Regions from separate parts of the Homo sapiens genome. Here region 1 is linked to region 2. The links are chromatin contacts, found by Hi-C or POLR2A ChIA-PET in ENCODE. All regions are on one chromosome and are shown on one strand. Each heading gives the region's core, a stretch centred on a gene start or an enhancer-like site at or near the end of the contact. The rest is flanking DNA. Distances are from core to core; before and after follow the strand shown.

Evidence for each region. A loop is a pair of places that touch in the nucleus more often than their neighbours do. ChIA-PET counts read pairs that join two places held with the same protein, here RNA polymerase II (POLR2A). Pooled maps may share reads with other maps.
Region 1: a pooled map shows a loop between it and region 2 (6-fold over the local background). The contact joins the enhancer-like site here to the promoter of PPP4R3A in region 2. A Hi-C loop is called at or near these places in 3 of 37 single-sample maps with no recorded cell type and 6 of 50 pooled maps. POLR2A ChIA-PET finds 5 or more read pairs at or near these places in 8 of 52 experiments (CD4-positive, alpha-beta T cell, CD8-positive, alpha-beta T cell, OCI-LY7 and 5 more).

Annotation. Positions count from the first base shown.
Region 1 is chr14:91,365,674-91,369,496 of GRCh38, forward strand. All of the region lies in intron 3 of CCDC88C (coiled-coil domain containing 88C), which reads right to left. Among named protein-coding and RNA genes, the nearest start is that of CCDC88C, 50 kb to the right of the region's middle. RefSeq lists enhancers at 1-65, 1,803-1,882. Within about 2 kb of position 1,263, at least 5 of the 41 ENCODE cell types and tissues checked have a DNase peak (open chromatin) inside an H3K27ac peak, as active enhancers do; they include CD8-positive, alpha-beta T cell and OCI-LY7, where a contact is called at or near this core.
Region 2 is chr14:91,509,049-91,513,180 of GRCh38, forward strand. It overlaps PPP4R3A (protein phosphatase 4 regulatory subunit 3A), which reads right to left and starts at 1,262. Exons shown (of 15, transcript NM_001366432.2): 1 at 458-1,262. The coding sequence starts at 599. RefSeq lists enhancers at 1-513, 514-1,164, 982-1,261 and silencers at 272-321, 572-631, 642-741, 1,322-1,521.

The sequences.
Region 1 (3,823 bases), core at 13-2,512, 140 kb before region 2:
GCTCTGAGAACAAGTATGTAGACCCCAACTCTGAGTCAACCATCTACTATGCAATCTGTCAACCACAGACTATTAAAGGCCCAAATCCTCCCCAAAACTACAAAAGGAAGCATGAAAGAGGTGTGAGATTAGAGAACAGCACTCTAACAGTCTTGCTGCAAATTAACGCTGGGGAACGGTTCAGGACGCTATGGCCACTCATCCCATTTAGGAAGGCAGCAAAGAGTGCTCAAAGGTGTAAAAAGATACATAATTGTATGTACAGTAGGAAATGGATGTTGAAAAAAGAAAACAAAACCTCAAAGGAAATATATTACACTAAAATGACAGAATTTTCTTTATTAGAGTGATTAGGGCAAGAGCAAGTTTCCCCAGCATTTTCTAAATATTCTGTAAAGGTTCTCACAGAGACCATATAGTCAGAGGCATCTATTTAACTAGGTATTTCAGCTGTGAACATGACAGACCTACTTAAAAAATACACACACACACACACACACACACACACACACACACACACACACACACAGGGCTGGGCATGGTGGTTCACGCCTGTAATCCCAGCACTTTGGGAGGCCAAGGCGAGCGGGTCACCTGAGGTCAGGAGTTCAAGACCAGCCTGGCCAACATGGCAAAGCCCCATCTCTACTAAAAATACAAAAACTAGCCAGGCACAGTGGCATGTGCCTGTAATCCCAGCTACTTGGGAGGCTGAGGCAGGAGAATTGCTTGAACCCGGGACGCAGAGATTGCAGTGAGCCGAGATTGCGCCACTGCCCTCCAGCCTCGGCAACAGAGCAAGACGGTCTAAAAAAATATAAAAATAAAAAAAAACAAGAAACAAACAAACAAAAAACCATGTATCTGTATCTATATCCATATATCTATAGCCACTCTTTCCTCTGAGACAATTCACCAACTATCCAAGATGAGGAATGAAGTAGATTGCCATTTTAAATAATAGCCACAAAAAGCAAGCTGCACCTTCAAGCATCTTCTCATCAGGAGAAGCCAAGCCTCTTGATTGGGAAGAACAGATGGGAGCCAGGAGCACCCAAGGGGTCTGTAACCAGTGAAGGGGGACGGGGTCCTGGGCGAAAGGCTGACTCTCAGGGTATAAGCCCTGTGAAGACAGAGCCTCAGAGGTCCCAGAAAAGGCCCACTCAACACCTGAGGCAAAGTAAGGGCCTCCTGAAAAGACTTAACAACCTGCCAGGGCCATCTCAACCACTGTGCCTGCTCCAACAAAAAGGTCATTTTCTCCGCAGGTGGGAGAAACATTACAGTCCTGGGAAAGATGCAGGTGGAAACACCGTTCTGTGCATGTGGCAGAGGTTAGCTTCAGTATCCACTGAAAACACTAGGACAGTTGGACCAAGAACAATGATTTCACGAAGAAATGGGAAGAATTATTTTTCTCCTTCTAAGTGAAACTGAATCTCGCAGCTTGATATTTTACCAGGAAGGAAGAATAAACGCTGCCGAAAGCCAAGCGTTTAGGCCCACAGGATGCCCCTCATGTGGCTATGAATGGGAGCTGCTAATGCAGAATAAATGAGAGGGAAATCCCAGAAAAGTTAAGATGAACGCCCAGCACAGGCATTCAGGATGAAGGTGACGCTCACGGTTGCCAAGGAGACCAAGATGGTCCAAACAGCAAAGAGAGCCTTCCACACAGCCAAAGCAAAACCACAAAGAATGCCGCTGTTGACCCACACACGCTAACAGTCAAGACTGAAATAGCAGAAGCATGAGTGACGTCGGCTTCGCAGGTGCACCCAGCACACCTCTAGACACCGTCTTCCCTGGTGCCCAAAGCCGGGGCATTTTCTACACCTTTAGGTCTGCTCTGGGGTTCAGATATTCAGAAGACACGTACTGTGTACACCTTGCAGCGAGCAGAGAACTCTCGGCCTGTCTGGGAGGGAGGTAGACAGTGGCAGCACAGCACAGGGAGTACTGCCAAACTGCCCAGACAAGTCTGGGAAGGCTTCCCAGAGGAGACAGCTTCTGAGCTGGGCTGTAGAGAATGCTTAGGAGTCTGACACGTGAGGGACAGAGCCAGGAAATGTATTAACTGCTAAGTGTGGGCAGCAAGTCAACCCTTCGGTTACCCTGAGCATCAAACTGAACTACCAACACTCTCTGCGCTTCCCACGAGGGTGCCCTTCCTCCCACAGCCCCATTACCACCAGATTACCACCTGCCAGACCCTACTCGCCCTCCAAAGCTCAGCTAAAACGCCCCCTCCTCTAGGCAGCCACCTGATGCCGGATGATTTTTTTCTCCCCTGAACTCCTAATGCTTCCTCAGCCCCCTTCTGCGGCACTTTCTACACTGTGCCATGTCAATCAACTCCCCACTCCGAAGTGGCAAAAAGCTGCTAATAGTGACAGTTGGGAAAATTAAATCAGAAAATATTCCTCAAAATATATATTGAGTACACAGTTTTTAAAAACCTCTTTTGTGGAGGAGGTGTCTTCTCTGTCTCTTCCATGTTGACAAGGGAACCAAGATCTGAAAACCTACTGTTCTGCTCTATCACTGCAATGAGGGTGGTTTCTCTGCTAATTCCTGTGCCTTGAAACCTGGAAAATCTGACACCATATTCCTTAAGATTCACAGCCTGTAGCTGTTAACAAAAGTTAAAAACATTTCAGAGGGAAAAAAAGCTTCGAATTTGTTTTAGAATTTTCCATTAGAACTTGTGTAAGTAGAAGATTGAATATAGATTTTTAAAAACATTCCAAAGTGAACTGGTAATGCTGGCTTGAATATACCATGCTTTCCAACTGTAAAATCCCAAATGCAATAGTTTTATGAGCAAACTAAGCAAAAGTAAATTAATTTTAAATTCCTAAACTACAGAAGTGACTTCAGACAGGAAAGGCCCCACACGTATTCCAGTGTTCCCAATGTCTAGTCCAGTGCTCTAGGAGGGGTGTCGAAACCCTGCATCGATTTAACACTTCCAGAAACGGCACGGTGCTGGCTGTGCTTCAGGCAGGTGGGATGCTTTTTGAGGGCCCCCAAGAGAACCCTGTAGTCAGGAGGGATATTCCACAGATCTCCTTTGCAGGTGTTGGAACGTCTACGCTCATGCCACTGATTAACTCTCCACAGGACACATCTCACAACCTCTTCCTGGATTTGGCCAGAAGCAGCCCCTGAATGCACCTCAACAACTTGATGGCCAAAACAAAAACCACCTGACGACCTGGCACTGGCAACCAGCCAACCTCAGGCCCCGTTACCAGAAACACCAGACAGTGAAGAGGTTCCATCTCCTTTCTCCTCCTTCCTCCCTGACATTCATGCGAGGTGGCCAGGACAAGAATTATGAGCATTTCCAGTGGGAGGGAACAGCCGCAGCACAATGTCGCTGATCGTTTGCCAGCAGGGCCTGGAGCAAGACCGGGGTTGGAACCTCAGGCCTGGAGAGCTTCCCTCATAGACACCATCTTCATCACCTCATGCCCAAAGCCAGAGCACTTTCTACAGCACAGGCCCGCCCCAAACCTTCAATAACGACTCACGACACAGCCTGTGGCCCAACCCCAGCCAATCACACCCGCCAGGCTGGAGTGCAATGGCGTGATCTCGGCTCACTGCAACCTCCACATCCTGGGTTCAAGCAATTCTCCCGCCTCAGCTTCCGAAGTAGCTGGGATTACAGGCGCCTGCCGTCATGTCCGGCTAATTTTCGTATTTTTGTAAAGATGGGGTTTCATCATGTTGGCCAGGCTGGTCTTGAACTCCTGACCTCAGGTGATCCACCCACCTCGGCCTCCCAAAGTGCTGGGATCACAGGTGTGACCCACCA
Region 2 (4,132 bases), core at 12-2,511:
GCACAGCAAAACGTTCTTCAAAGTGTGAAAGGTCCAAGAACTTTCTTAGCTCCAAGCAAAGTTTCATGCCTGCTTTACAGATGGGTGAACTAAGGCAGCAGATCGGATTAATCAGTGTCTTTCTCAAGGTCACTCTAGTGCAAAAGAACAGCACACTCCGGACTCCCTATCTCAGGTCCTCGACCTCTCCACACTCCAGGGCGGCACAGCTCAAACACGCTTGGCTCTCCTCGTACCCAAAATGCCACCAGGCACTCAGAGAAAGGAAACATTTCAAGCGCTCTCCGGGGAGCTCCCGCAAGACTGGGGTACCTGGGGCCCGTCCTCCCCCGAGGTGGCCGCCCTCCCCAGCCGTCCCTCTGTTCTCGTGGAGCGAGCGCCATGCCCCGCAAGAACCAGGGAGGCGGCCCAGGGCCGTGGGGGCTGCGAGGGTCCCGCCGCGCGGGGCTTCACTTACCGTCGCTCTCAGCCCTGACAAGCAGGGACATGCCCTTCAGCCGCTCCACGTAGCCAGACGACACATGCCCGGTGCCCCGGTCGTCCCACTGCCGGTCCTCGTTGAGCGTGTACACCTTCACCCGCCGCCGGGTGTCGGTCATCGTGCCGCCCGGGAACCGGGGCGGGGGCCCCGCCAGTAGACGCCCAGGAAAGGGGCCCTGGAGAGGCGAGGGGCGAGGCGTGAGGGCGCCCGCGAGCGGAGGGCTCCCCGGCCTCACTGCCGCCGCTGGGCGCCGCGGGGCCGCGCCGCCGCCTGCATGGCCCGCTCCAGGGACCGAGCTCTGGGCCGCCGCCTTTCCTCGCCTCCGGCTCCCCGGCGCTATTGTCCAGGCCTGGCGAGCCCGGCGCCCGGCAGCCCCGAGGGGGCCGCGCAGCGCTTCGTAGCCTCCCGCCCCGCAGCGCTAGGAACTCGGGGCTCCCGTCACTGCCCTGCTCCCGCCTCCGCCATGATCTCCGCGAAGCAGCTTCCCGCGCCGCCGCCGCCTCCTCAGGCCGCCGCCGCCGCCGCCATATTTTCCTTCCTTATACCTGGCCCTGCCACCGCGGCCAGTGGCTCCCTTCCGCTCCCCCTGTTTTAAACGTCAGAAGCCGACAGGCGCCTGATCCTGCTGCAACTGCTACCACTGCCCGGGAGACTCTGAGGGCCCCCGGCCGCCCAAGCGACCCGGACTAGTGGAAGTCGGTTTCCCTCCGCCGCCGTCTCTTCCGTCTTCCTCACACAGCCAAAACCGCCGCCATCTTGGTTCGCCCCTCAAAAGCGGCGCGCGGGGCCACCCAGGGAGCAGCTGCAGGGGCGGCTCGTAGCCCCACCATTTAAAGAGACAGCAGCGAGACCGGGAGCCTTACTGCGGCGGAGGCTTCCGACGGAGGCGGGAGGCGGGCGCGGAGTTGCCGAGGTGGCGGGAGCGCAGGGAGCGGAGGAGGCGGGACGCAGATTGCGCCGGTGACAGCCCGAGGCTCCCTCCCGCCTCCTTGCACGCACCGTCGTGCGAGCGCTGGGCGGTGTGTGCGTCCGTCGCGCCCTGTGTTCGTCATCAGCCCCGCTCCAGGATGCACGAGGGGCGTGGATACGTTTGCGGCCTCTGCCCGCGGGCCCCGGCGCTTCGGCCTCGCCTCCGCCCGCCGCCACCTTCCCTTGTTCCTGCCCCGTCCCTGCCTCTGCCCCTGCCCCTGGCCTGCGGACGCCGGGCAGCGTGGGCCTGGGCCCCTACCCGCTTCCGAGAGCGTTTTCCCGGGGCCGCCTTTATGGCTGAGTCGGGCGCTCGGGACCCACCCGGCGCCTTGCGGACTTGAGGGAATGAAATGGAAACGCTTCCGGGGAAGGTCGCGGGTGTGGGCGCCTAGGTCGGCGCAGCCTTGGGAGCCGCCGTGGGTCGCGGACTGGCGTGGCCAGTGTGGAAACTTGGGACTGTTTGCGATTTCTGGGCGTGGGACCGAGTTCCAAGTGACAATTCTAAAACTTCACCTTACAGCCTAGGCAAGCCCCAAGTGCTCCATTCCTTCATCCCTATCAGAACTGTCTGCCAGCCTTTCTTGTCGGAAAAGGAACTTAAGGCGCTCACAAAAACAAATGCGACACTGTGTAATCGGGAGGAGTAATTCTCAGCATTAGGTAGTCCTGTGTTTTGAAGACCTACTTGATGTCAAGTATTGTTGATCTTCACAAAGGAATATCATTCTCGTTCCTATCATGCAGCTCATATGCCACCATTTTGGTGGCTTTTACCATTTGCCAGGCCTTGCCAGGTCGGGCTTGTCCGCTCGGAATATAATGCAGCCACACACATAACTTTAAATTTTGCAGTAGCCACAAAAAGTACGAAGAAACTGGTGAAATTAGTGTTAACGTTTTAGTGCGGTATTTTCAAAAGTTATTTCAATAATCAAATTACTAATGAGATATACGTACAATGTCTTAAAAATGTGATATATTTTGTCCTTCCAGCAAGTCTCTGTTGGGATACTAAATTTTCATCAGAAATATCTACGTTTAGATTTTATTGAAAAAAAATTTTTTTTGAGACAGGGTCTCTCTGTCACCCATCCTGAAGTGCAGTGGCTCAGTCTCAGCTCACTGCAGCTTCAACCTCCTGGGCTGAAGCGATTCTCCCATCTCAGCCTCCCAAGTAGCTGGGACCACAGGTGCGCAGCACCACTGCCAGTTAATTAATTAAATTTGTTATTATTTTTTTTTTTCGGTAGAGACGGGTTTCACTGTTGCCCGGGCTGGTAGAGTTTATTAAATTTACAGTTGAAAATGTAGATTCACATATTCTGTTATTCCAATCATACTTAAAAGTTTTCCAAAAGCTGAATCAAGTATCAGTTTTTAAATTTAGCTGGGCGCGGTGGCTCACGTGGTCAAGGAGTTCAAGACCAGCCTGGCCAACATAGTGAAACCCCGTCTTCACCAAAAATACAAAAAAATTAGCCGGTCATGGTGGTGTGCGCCTGTAGTCCCAGTTACTCGGGAAGCTGAGGCAGGAGAATCCTTGAACCCGGGAGGCGGAGGTTGCAGTAAGCTGAGATTGTGCCACTGCATTCCAGCCTGGGCAACAAAGCGAGACTCTGTCTCAAAAAATAAAATAAAATAACAATTTAAATTTAAAAATTAAGTAAAATGAAAAATTCAGCTTGTGAGTTGCACTAGCCAAAATTTGAAGGCCTGGTAGCCACATGTGGCTAGTGGCTAGTTTTGGAAGGTTCGAGTGCTTGACATTGCCAGGAATCTTTTAAACTTGCAATGTGGCCGGGCGCAGTGGCTCACACCTGTAATCCCAGCACCTTGGGAGGCTGAGGCAGGCGGACTGCTTGAGGCCAGGAGTTCGAGACCAGCCTGGCCAACATGGCAAAACCCTGACTCTACTAAAAATACAGAAATTAGCCAGGTATGGTGGTGTGCGCTTGTAGTCCCAGCTACTTGACTGTCTGAGGCACGAGAATCCGCTTGAACCTGTGGAGGCGGTGAGTGCAGTGAGCCGAGATTGTACCACTGCACTCCAACCTGGGTGTCAGAGCAAGACTCTGTCTTAAAAAAAAAAAAGAAAAGAAAAAGAAGAAACCTGTAAAGTAACTGGTGTTACACCCATCTATTAGGAAGGAAGCTAATAGCATGAACAGGGCTGAGGGGTTTCTGGGATACAGGACTTTCAGTTTTAAAATCCTTTAGAAGTTGGGACCTTCCTCCCCAACAACTTAAAATATAAACAGGGCGCGGTGGCTCACGGCTGTAATCCCAGCACTTTGGGAAGCCGAGGCTGGCGGATCACGAGGTCAGGAATTCGAGACCAGCCTGGCCAACATGGTGAAACCCCCGTCTCTACTAAAAATACAAAAATTAGCAGGGCACGGTGGCGCGTGCCTGTAATGCCAGCTACTCGGGAGGCTGAGGCAGGAGAATTGCTTGAACCCGGGAGGCAGAGGTTGCAGTGAGCCGAAATTGCACCATTGCACTCCAGCCTGGGCAACAAGAGGGAAACTCTGTCTCAAAAAAACAAACCAAAAAAAAAACGATAGAAACGAGTGCTTGCAAAGACCAGTCGGAAACTCATTGTTCACAAACAAAACTGGAAAATTATGAAAACAAAGCAGTCGCTTTTTCTTTAAAAAAAAAAAAGGCAACAATTTATTTACG